3 separate regions of the Mus musculus genome follow, and all the other regions are linked to region 1. The links are chromatin contacts, found by Hi-C or POLR2A ChIA-PET in ENCODE. All regions are on one chromosome and are shown on one strand. The core of a region is the stretch at or near the end of the contact, and the rest is flanking DNA. Distances in the headings are between cores, read along the strand shown.

Region 1 (2,891 bases), core at 250-2,749:
AGGGAATTGGTTACCCAGACAGGTTTTCTGCAAGAGGGTACCCCTAACAGGGCCAGGCTGTGCAAAAAGTGGTGTTTGTTGGCCTTGTCAAAGAGCTGTAAGAAAAAGAGAAGAGAGAGATTTTCTAAGCAACATAGGACCGAAGTCCATTAACACTGTCACCTCTGACGGCTCAGTTTGCTGCTCCCCCAGGTCTTCAAGCCACAGGCCTGCAGTCCTTGCAGTAGAGACCTACACTTGACTGCCTTCCCATTCATCTCCCCACCCCCTCCCAGTTTAAGGACACCCAAACATCGCGCCAAGTCCAGGAGTCCCAGAACTGTTACTTCACCTCCTTCCCGTAGGCATCCGGAAACTGAGCGCCTGTAGAGAGATGCAAAACCAATCAGAACTGTATTGGCTTAGACCCTCTCAAACCCCAGGGGCACCTAAGTAGACACTGCATCCCTGGAAGCTTCTGACTGGTGGAAACAGATGTAGTACTGAGACGCTTTTGGACCTAAAGACAAACTTGAAGGTTCGGGGTTCCAAGGGATCTCTATTCCATAAAAGACAAGACACTTCCTATAGGTCCCTCCCCGCACCAGATCCCAAAGATTGCCCCCAGCCCAGCTGCATCCCACGTCCCCTGACCGTGTGCCCCGTAGGAGGCCAAACCCAAGGCCCCAGCTCCGGACAAGGCACCTAGGCGGCGGAAAGCAGCCCCTACCCCGGCCATAGCTGTGGGTGGTCACGCGCGGAACCAACACCGCCCTGACCACCCAACAAGCCAGCCAATCCCGATTGCCCATGCAAATAAGGTCCAAAAATGCCCAATCAGGGCTATGTTCATTTCAGAGCCCCGGTTCCCTTACAGACGCCTTTGTAAAACTTCTGTTGAATGGAGAAGATGTCTGGCGGGCGGAGAAACTAGAACCAATTAGGAGCGGAGGAGCGGAGCAGTGGGAGGCGGGGTTGAGGGTGGGACTAGAGGATTTGCGTCACGGATTGGCCCACTTTCCAAGTTGATCGCCTCTTCGACACCCCAACCCCACACCTCCAGCTAATTTGCAAAGATATCGGTCCCCCACAAAGTTCCACCCCTTTTTCTACAGGCTCCTCCTGTTCTGCTTCAAACCAGACCCACTCCTCAAAAGGGGCGGCCCCACGGATTTCTAAGCTCCACCTATTGCCATCAAACCCCTCCCATCCCACGATGGCTCCGCCTCTGTGCCTAGAGGCCCCGCCTTCTTCGTGTGATGCCCTGCCCTCTATAGTTCAGCTGTTCTCCCCCTTGCTAGACCCGGAGAGCCCAGAGGGTGGGAGATCCGGGGGGGCGGGGGGAGAGATGTCTTCACCCTGCTCTAGTTCGCTACGTCCATCCGTCCGTCTGTCCACTCCCACCCCTTTCACTGTCTTCAATCCCCCCCCACACTCCAGAGGGCGGGTGGGCAGGCGGGTGCAAGCGAGGGGTGTGCGCCGCTCTCTCGGCAGGGGGCGGGGGAGGCGGCCGCGCGGTGACGCGCGGGGCTGCTGCGGCTGCTCCGCCGGCGGATCATCACTCTCGAGCTGGGATGGACGCGGGGCGGGCGGGCCCTGGCGCGCAGAGCCAGGAGTCCGGGCCTCCTGGCTACTGAGCATTTCCCAAAGCCTCCCCTAGCCCTTGCCTTCCTTCCTAGGAGCCGCACCGACCTCTGCCTCGAGGCTCGGGACTCGGCCCCCGCCCTCTTCTGACTCCCCGGATCTCCCTCCCGCCCGCCCTCGGGATCGACTAGATCCCTCCCCCTCCCCGAGGATTCCGGCTGGATCCCTGCCCCTGCACCGCGGATTCTGCGCTCCGGGGCTCCGGGCCCCTAGGGATTGCCGTGGACTCCTCCTCCAGCACCCGATCCCTTAGGATCTGTCGCCTGAACCGCCTCCTGGTCCCTCGAAGCCATCCCAGAGAACCAGTGGATCTCCAATCTAGTCCTGTCCCATTGCTCCCTCCTGGCTCAGCCTTTCCCACTGCGGGGTTCCCTGTTCTTGAGCTCTCTCTGACCCTATACCCTAGCTTTCCTTTTCCTGGGGATCGACTGGATTCCGGCCCCGCCCCCCGGGGCTGGGGCGATCCCCCTCCCCCGCCGGGTGAGGCGCTGCAGGCGGGGGCTGGGCCTGCGGGGCCGCGGGGGCTCAGAGGCCGCCGCCCCCCTTCTGAAACCCGTCCGCCCCCCGCTCGGAGCCCTGGATGGAGGCACCACGGCCCCAGGGCTGATCCAGGTAGGAGCTAAGCCATGCTGGGTGGAGGGGGCTGCGCGGCGGTCCATTGGGGTCTTCCTCTTCCCATATTCCTCCCTGCGCCTGGTTTCCCTCAGCCTGCTCTGTCTGCGTGTCTCCGCCTAAGGATGCTCTCGCCGTGTCTCTGCGTCTTGGTCTCTTTGTCTCTGCCTCTCTCCAGTCCATGAATGATCCTTTGAATGGGCCCACAGACCCCGTGTGTTCCCATCTCCCCCTCCCCCTCCTTCTCCCCTTCCCGGCCAAGCCATTTTCCCCACTGCAGGAAGGGGGGGGGGCTGCGGCCTGAGCCCCCGTCCCTCAACTCTCCCCGGTTGGGGGAGTCGGGCCTGGGCTGGAATGGAAGAGCAAGGCAGAGGGATCGGGAGGAGGGGGGAGCAAGATGTGGCAGACAGAGATGAAGAGAGAAAATGGGGGAGAGAGTAATAGAAAAAAGGAGAGAGAGAGAGAGCACTTGAGGGAGAAAATCAGAGAAGGTATTTGGAGGAGAGAGCGATGAGAAACACCAAGGAGACAGAAATGAGAAAAGACTGAGGGGTGAGAGACTGAAGGCAAGAGCTGGAGCAAGCCAGTTAAGGCCAAGGAAAGATGCTCCAAGGGACCCTGTTCGGAGGAGAAAGATGGGGGGGGGGGGGCTCTAG
Region 2 (2,891 bases), core at 255-2,754, 40 kb before region 1:
CTGAAGACCTTCTGAACTCTAGATCCTTGCGCTTTGTGCGCCACTGAGGGTGCTGCCCTCCACTTGACTGCAGAGGAGGGGGATGAGTCAGCCAAGGGGCCTGTGGCTCTTCTAAAACCTCTTTCTAGTACTGGTGTGGTAGCTATGAAAGTCAGGGATTCCACCATACCTGGCCAGAGCCTAGAGCTGGGGTTCCCAGATCGAGCTGCCCCCTTCCACCCCACAAGACTCACGAATGGTCCAGAAGGTCTACGCGGGGGCTTATCCTGGGAAAGCATCGTGGATTCTCTAGCCTGTTTTTGCTTGAGGATGGGTCCTCTGTATTCAGAAGTGTGGCAAAGTAAGATAGCACCTCTTTGCCCAGGCTAAACCTAGCAGAGCTCTGGCGGGTTGAGCACTAGGTGGGAGGACTTTGACTTATCAAATGTAACCTGCTCCCTAGACTGTGGTTTCCTTTACTGGAGCTGACATCTTATCCTACAGTAACCATTAAGAGGCCAGGACTCTCTGGGAGGTTTCTTTACTATGTTCCAAGCCACCTATTGTGGGACACTCCATCCTAGGGTGACATAGGGAGCAAGGAGAACCTCCATCAACACGGGGGCTAGAGCTCCCTTCTGGAATTCCAGAGGATCCTGTATGGAAGTGGGGCTGGACCATGGTGTCCAGAGGCCTCTTTCATGTGTGTGCGCCTGCCAGTCAATAGATCTGATGCTGCCTGGCTCCCTGCTGTCTTGGTTCCCATCAGTGTTGCTGACTCCTGTGCTTGTGTATTGGTCCTTCTGTGATCTTGGCCTGTCCAGGCCTGTTTGGGGTTGCTTAGAAACTCTCCAGGCTCAGGTACTTCTGTGGTATGTGTAAAAGCAGATTCAGATTTAGTTTAATCATAGGGTGTGTGTGTATGTGTGTGTGTGTGTGTGTGTGTGTTTGCATGTGTGTTTATGCCTGCGCTGCCACGTAGGCAGGAGGGCCTTGTTTGAGTTTGAGTCACACTAGGCCCTTCCTATGAGAGGTAAAAGCCTCTGGGCTTAGCTGGGCCTCTGAGACCTCTGGGAGCTCTTGGTTGCTGAGACAACCATGAGCCTGTTGCTAGGAAATAGCTGGGTAAGGAAGGCCTAAGGCTGTCCTGGGCAGCCAGGAGCTAGAGTTGGGAGAGTCGGGGAGGGTGTGGGAAGGATAGCATTTCTGGGTTCCTGGGCGGATGGGATACACACATAAACATGGTCATCATTGGGTGGAGTCATTCATCTATCACTGTGACTTACAAGAAGAAAAATAAATTGCTTTCAGAACCATGACGTGTAAAGGCCACTATCCCCTTGCAACAGAAACCCTGATTTATCCGTCCTAGAGATACGTTTTAGCCTCCAGTTCTTGGGGGCCCAGGGGTGGCTCTACCGGAGCCGAGGGGTAAGACAATGGCATTGTTCTGGATCAGTCTAGAACCTCCGACATGAAGGGTCAGAATCTGGATCTCAGAGAATTCTGACTCTTCCCTGGTCTGAGGGGGTCCAACTCCTTCCATACCCCAGCAGGCTTCATGTGGGTGCTGGCTCTGGGTGGGGCTTTCTTGGCCGTGGCCAAGGCTTGTATCTTCTGTCGTCTCCAAGATCATGCCTTGGCAAACCGCCTGGCTCAGCTCAATAACCAGACGAAGCCGAAGTGGAAATGGAAGGAATGGGCTTCCCCAGATTTCTCGGCCTTTGCCTTAGGTAATATCAGATATGCAAGGTTAGCTCAGCAATAGTCACCACTGGATCCTAAGGGGGCTGGCGCCCGAGCTCCTAGCTGTGCATCTCAGCCATTGCTTCAGTCCATAGCCCTTTCTGGACACACTAGCCTCTCTCTCTCTTTGGAAGAACTCTGTGCCCTAGGAAATAGGAAAACAAAAAAACAAAAGACAACACAAAACCCCCCAAAACTCTAGAGCCTACTCTAGCTCCTTCTTGTCCATCTCCACAGATGAGGTCTCAATGAAGCAAGTCACAGAGAAAACTCACCGAGTCCTGAGAGTCATAGGTGAGGTCTGGAGAAAACGGACACTTTGAGACTTAGGAAGACCCAAGACGAGACGGGATATGGGGGGAGGGGAGGTGAAGAGAGGGACCGATCTGGGAGGGGGCCTGGAAGGCAGCTCCGATGAGGTCTAGGGCAATATAGCTGTGCTGTGCCTCTCCAGAGAAAAAAGGATCCACCTCCTTGATTCCATTATACTGGCAATGGCTTCAGAAGACCAGGATCCCCCAGTACACCAGGGAAGGTATTGATGGGGAGGGTACCAAGGAGACGCCTAGGATTTGTAGCCCCGTGGGGCATGACTGAACAAGTCAGCCACTGCTCCTTGCTTTTCATTGCAGCTCTTTGTGCTCCTGTCTGCCGTGAGTAAAAGAAAAGGCCGTGGAGCCCCCTGGGGAGCGAAGAGAGTAGGGCGACGGCCTGAGGAGCTTGGGCGGCTGGGAGGAAGGGGTTGGAGGCGGTGGCTTCGCTTGCCAGCGCTGCTCCTATTGTCTCCTGCAGGGGGCAGCACCATCCTGTACAACTGCTCCACCTGCGAGGGCAAGGAGGAGTCTTGTTGGCCCCAAAAGCACTGCTACCCAGGTTCTTTAATCCTCACCCTCCTAAGGCCCCCTAGGTTCCCTGGTGTGATCCACAGGATCATCCACGGTCTCCTGGGTTCCTTGCAGACAGTCACGATCTGTGGGACGCTAGGATTCTGCTCCTATGTATCTTCGGAATTGTCCTGCTTTCGGGTGTTGTGAGCCTCCAAGTGGAGTGAGTTGTGGGGATCTTCCCAACCCCCTTCCCTGATTCTCTTCAGGCCTCCCATCCTCTGTCTCCTTTCAGGTACCTGAACCTGCAAGCAAAAGACTTGTGAAGAGGAGGACAGCTTT
Region 3 (2,891 bases), core at 279-2,778, 34 kb after region 1:
GACCACCGCCCCCAGCCCCAGCCCGGCCTCTCACAGACATAGATTTCTGCTCGGGCGCCCAGCTGCAGGAGCTCACTCAGTTAATTCAGGAGCTCCGTGTTCAGGAGAGTTGGAGTGAAGGGCCCAAGCCTGGAGCTGATCTTCTCCGAGCCAAGGATTTTGTCTTCGCTCTACTCGGTAAGTGTGGGAATTTGCAAACCCCAGCCTCGCCATTTCCTGCCCCGACTTTGAACCAGGATACCTTCACGACCCTTTCTCTTCTTTAGGTCTGGTTCACCGCCAAGACCCTCGTTTTCCACCCCAGGCAGAACTCTTGCTGCTTCGTGGTGGGATTCGCGAAGGTTCCCTAGATTTAGGGCACGCCCCCTTAGGTCCCTACTCCCGGGGACCTCATTATGATGCCGGCTTTACACTCCTTGTGCCTGTGTTTTCTCTGGATGGCACTGGGCCCGAGCTGCTACTGGATCTGGAATCCTGTTCTGCATGGCTCCGCCTTCCAGAACTGATGCGTGGAATTTTGGTCCGGGAGGCCTGGCAGGATTGCTTAGGACCTCCTGTCCCAGAAGAAAGTGATATGACTCACCAAACCCATAGCAAAGAGAGTCCCACCGACCGGGAAAACTCTGTAGATCCGTCACATGATTATGTCCCTGAACCTGAGCCACACATGTCTTTGCAAAAATCATCTAGTGACCTTTCAGAGTCCCAATCGTCTTATAAGGACATTACCAATCCTGAAACTCCTGAGCCATTGGAAACACTGAGCAGCGACGCCTTGGACGCCGACGAAAGCCAAGTCCCAAAGCCGTCGGAGGCTCCAAAGGCATGGCCCACATTATGCCCGACCCAAGTAACTTCCTGGTTCTTCGTTAAGTTGGCTGAGGTTGCTGAGTCCCTGATCCCGGTCCCAGGCGCCCCACGGCTAGTTCATGCAGCTCGTCACGCAGGTGTCACCACGGTCCTCCTGGCAACTCCAGAGCCCCCACGCCACCTCCTGCTCTTCGACTTGATCCCGGTGGTGACCGTGACAGGCTGGCCTGACACGGCTCGGAGCCACTCGTGGGCGGGTCCACTGGTCTCTGAATCGGCCTCTTTCTACCTAGTGCCGGGCAGCCTCCCAGAGCAGCCGAGCACCTCTGGATGGCAGCTGTGCTTCGCTCGCCAGGAGCTGGCGCTCAAAGAGCGCATCCCCACGCCGCTGCTTCAGGCACACGCGGCGGCCCAGGCGCTGCTGCGCCCGCTGGTGGCGGGGACCCGAGCCGCTGCGCCCTACCTCCTGCGGACCTTGCTCTACTGGGCGTGCGAGCGGCTCCCGGCGCTCTACTTGGCGCGGCCGGAAAATGCCGGCGCTTGTTGCCTTGGGCTACTGGATGAGCTGAGCCGAGTGCTAGAGGCCGGGGCGCTGCCTCATTATTTTTTGAGCGGCCGAAAGCTCCGTGTGGGAGACGGCTCCGCTGCTCTGCGCGGGGCATTGGCCCAGCTCCGCGGGGACCCTGCACAGGCCTTGCGTGAGGCTGTAGAGGAAGCCAAGGTTGCCCGCAAAGGGGGCGGTTTAGCGGGCGTAGGGGGCGGGACCCATTAAAGATTTTACTCCTAAGGGAATGGAAAGTGTTTCCTTTGGTGAGAGGGTCATGCAGGGGACTGCTGCTCCCTCCATACAGACAGTGTATGCTTGGGTCCAAAGTCCCTTTTCTAAAAGGTTTCCCCAGTATTCTACCCTGCCTGAGGCCCAAGTTCTCTAAATCTGGCTGGCGCCCCTTCTGTCCCGGTACTGCCTCCCGGAACCTCTCTCCCCTATTCTTTCAGAGTCTGACAGGGATAGTAGGAATGTATTTACTGACAAAATGCGGGAAGGAACTGGTTTTTGGAAACCTAGTTCTGATCAATTGGCTCATACCAAACCAGAGATATTAAGGCCGGATCACAGCCCAGACTGGATGGCACAGCTACCGGTTTCTCCACTTTCCCCCCAACTCTCCTCGTCCATTTCTGTCCTCACTTCCATCCCAGGCAGTAGAATCCCTTTTCATTTTCTCTCTGTCGGCTATTCCATCGACCCCCTGCCCCCAGCCCCGCCATATCAGGCTCCGTGTCTCCTCTCCTCTGAACCCCGAGATTTGCAGGCCTTGCCTCTACTCCGCCTGCCTCTGTGACAGTTCCCACTTAGAGCTTCCAAGGAACCCCAGGGTTCCGCCCGCCCAGCTTCTCCCAGCGTCTCCGCCCCCTGCCCCGCCCCCAGGCCGGCTCGCAGAGGAGGGGGAGCCTCTGTCGCCGCCGCCGCCTCAGCTTCCCACAGCCGCTGCCGCTGCCTCCGCCGCTCTGCCTGGTCCAACCTCCAGGCCCAGTGCTCTGACTTTGCCGAACCGAGGCGCTCTGCAGAGACATCCTTACTCCTTCCTGGGGGTCCGGGACGCTTAGGCCGACGTTGGGGGGAAACCTCCGCTTGCGGGTGACAGGGAGGGAGGAGCCTGGAGCTGGAGCTCGCGGCACCCGTCGCCCGGATCAACAGGACAGGACAGGTTGAGGGGCGTCGGGGAAAGGAAGGGGTGTTATAGCAGTCCCAGGGAGGACGAGAAAGCCCTGGCGCAGGAAGCTCTGATGCGCTGTGACTTATTAAGGGCCTGTTCACGTTTGAGGAGTGTTGACAACGTGGGTGCACTCCTCTCTTGGGGGCCTTGTTAGATTGGAGGGTGTGGGATCTAAGCAGTGCCAGTTGTTCCTCGGGAAATTTAAGGGGCAACTAGAAAACAGACAGAAACGGCGGATGCTCCTTTTTTCGGGGCGACAGAGGGTCCTGCAGACAACCACCTGGTGTCTGCACTAAGAAGGGTTGATTTGGAGGTGACTTCAAAAGGAGTGGAGGGTAGCAAGGTGAGGGAATGGTGTTAGCA

Evidence for each region. Hi-C counts contacts between places; a loop is a spot of excess contacts on that map. ChIA-PET counts read pairs that join two places held with the same protein, here RNA polymerase II (POLR2A).
Region 2: a map of left cerebral cortex shows a loop between it and region 1 (2.8-fold over the local background). The contact joins the promoter of Tmem95 here to the promoter of Nlgn2 in region 1. A Hi-C loop is called at or near these places in 4 of 37 maps with a recorded cell type or tissue (heart and left cerebral cortex). POLR2A ChIA-PET finds 5 or more read pairs at or near these places in 4 of 5 experiments (Patski and embryonic stem cell).
Region 3: a map of left cerebral cortex shows a loop between it and region 1 (3-fold over the local background). The contact joins the promoter of G630025P09Rik here to the promoter of Nlgn2 in region 1. A Hi-C loop is called at or near these places in 17 of 37 maps with a recorded cell type or tissue (T-helper 2 cell, adrenal gland, gastrocnemius and 3 more). POLR2A ChIA-PET finds 5 or more read pairs at or near these places in 4 of 5 experiments (Patski and embryonic stem cell).

The regions. Positions count from the first base shown.
Region 1 is chr11:69,836,392-69,839,282 of GRCm38, reverse strand. Nlgn2 (neuroligin 2) reads left to right here and starts at 1,499. Exons shown (of 8, transcript NM_001364137.1): 1 at 1,499-2,235. Tmem256 (transmembrane protein 256) reads right to left here and starts at 758. Exons shown (of 4, transcript NM_026982.1): 1 at 634-758; 2 at 332-363; 3 at 15-95. The coding sequence starts at 718.
Region 2 is chr11:69,876,668-69,879,558 of GRCm38, reverse strand. Tmem95 (transmembrane protein 95) reads left to right here and starts at 1,504. Exons shown (of 7, transcript NM_001195710.2): 1 at 1,504-1,712; 2 at 1,963-2,019; 3 at 2,180-2,260; 4 at 2,358-2,378; 5 at 2,518-2,598; 6 at 2,685-2,772; 7 at 2,845-2,891. The coding sequence starts at 1,541. The coding sequence ends at 2,875. Kctd11 (potassium channel tetramerisation domain containing 11) reads left to right here. Exons shown (of 1, transcript NM_153143.4): 1 at 1-1,295. The coding sequence ends at 47.
Region 3 is chr11:69,802,306-69,805,196 of GRCm38, reverse strand. It overlaps G630025P09Rik (RIKEN cDNA G630025P09 gene), which reads right to left and starts at 1,528. Exons shown (of 1, transcript NR_027913.1): 1 at 1-1,528. Tmem102 (transmembrane protein 102) reads left to right here. Exons shown (of 2, transcript NM_001033433.4): 1 at 1-177; 2 at 267-1,602. The coding sequence ends at 1,582. It also overlaps a transcript of Fgf11 not described here.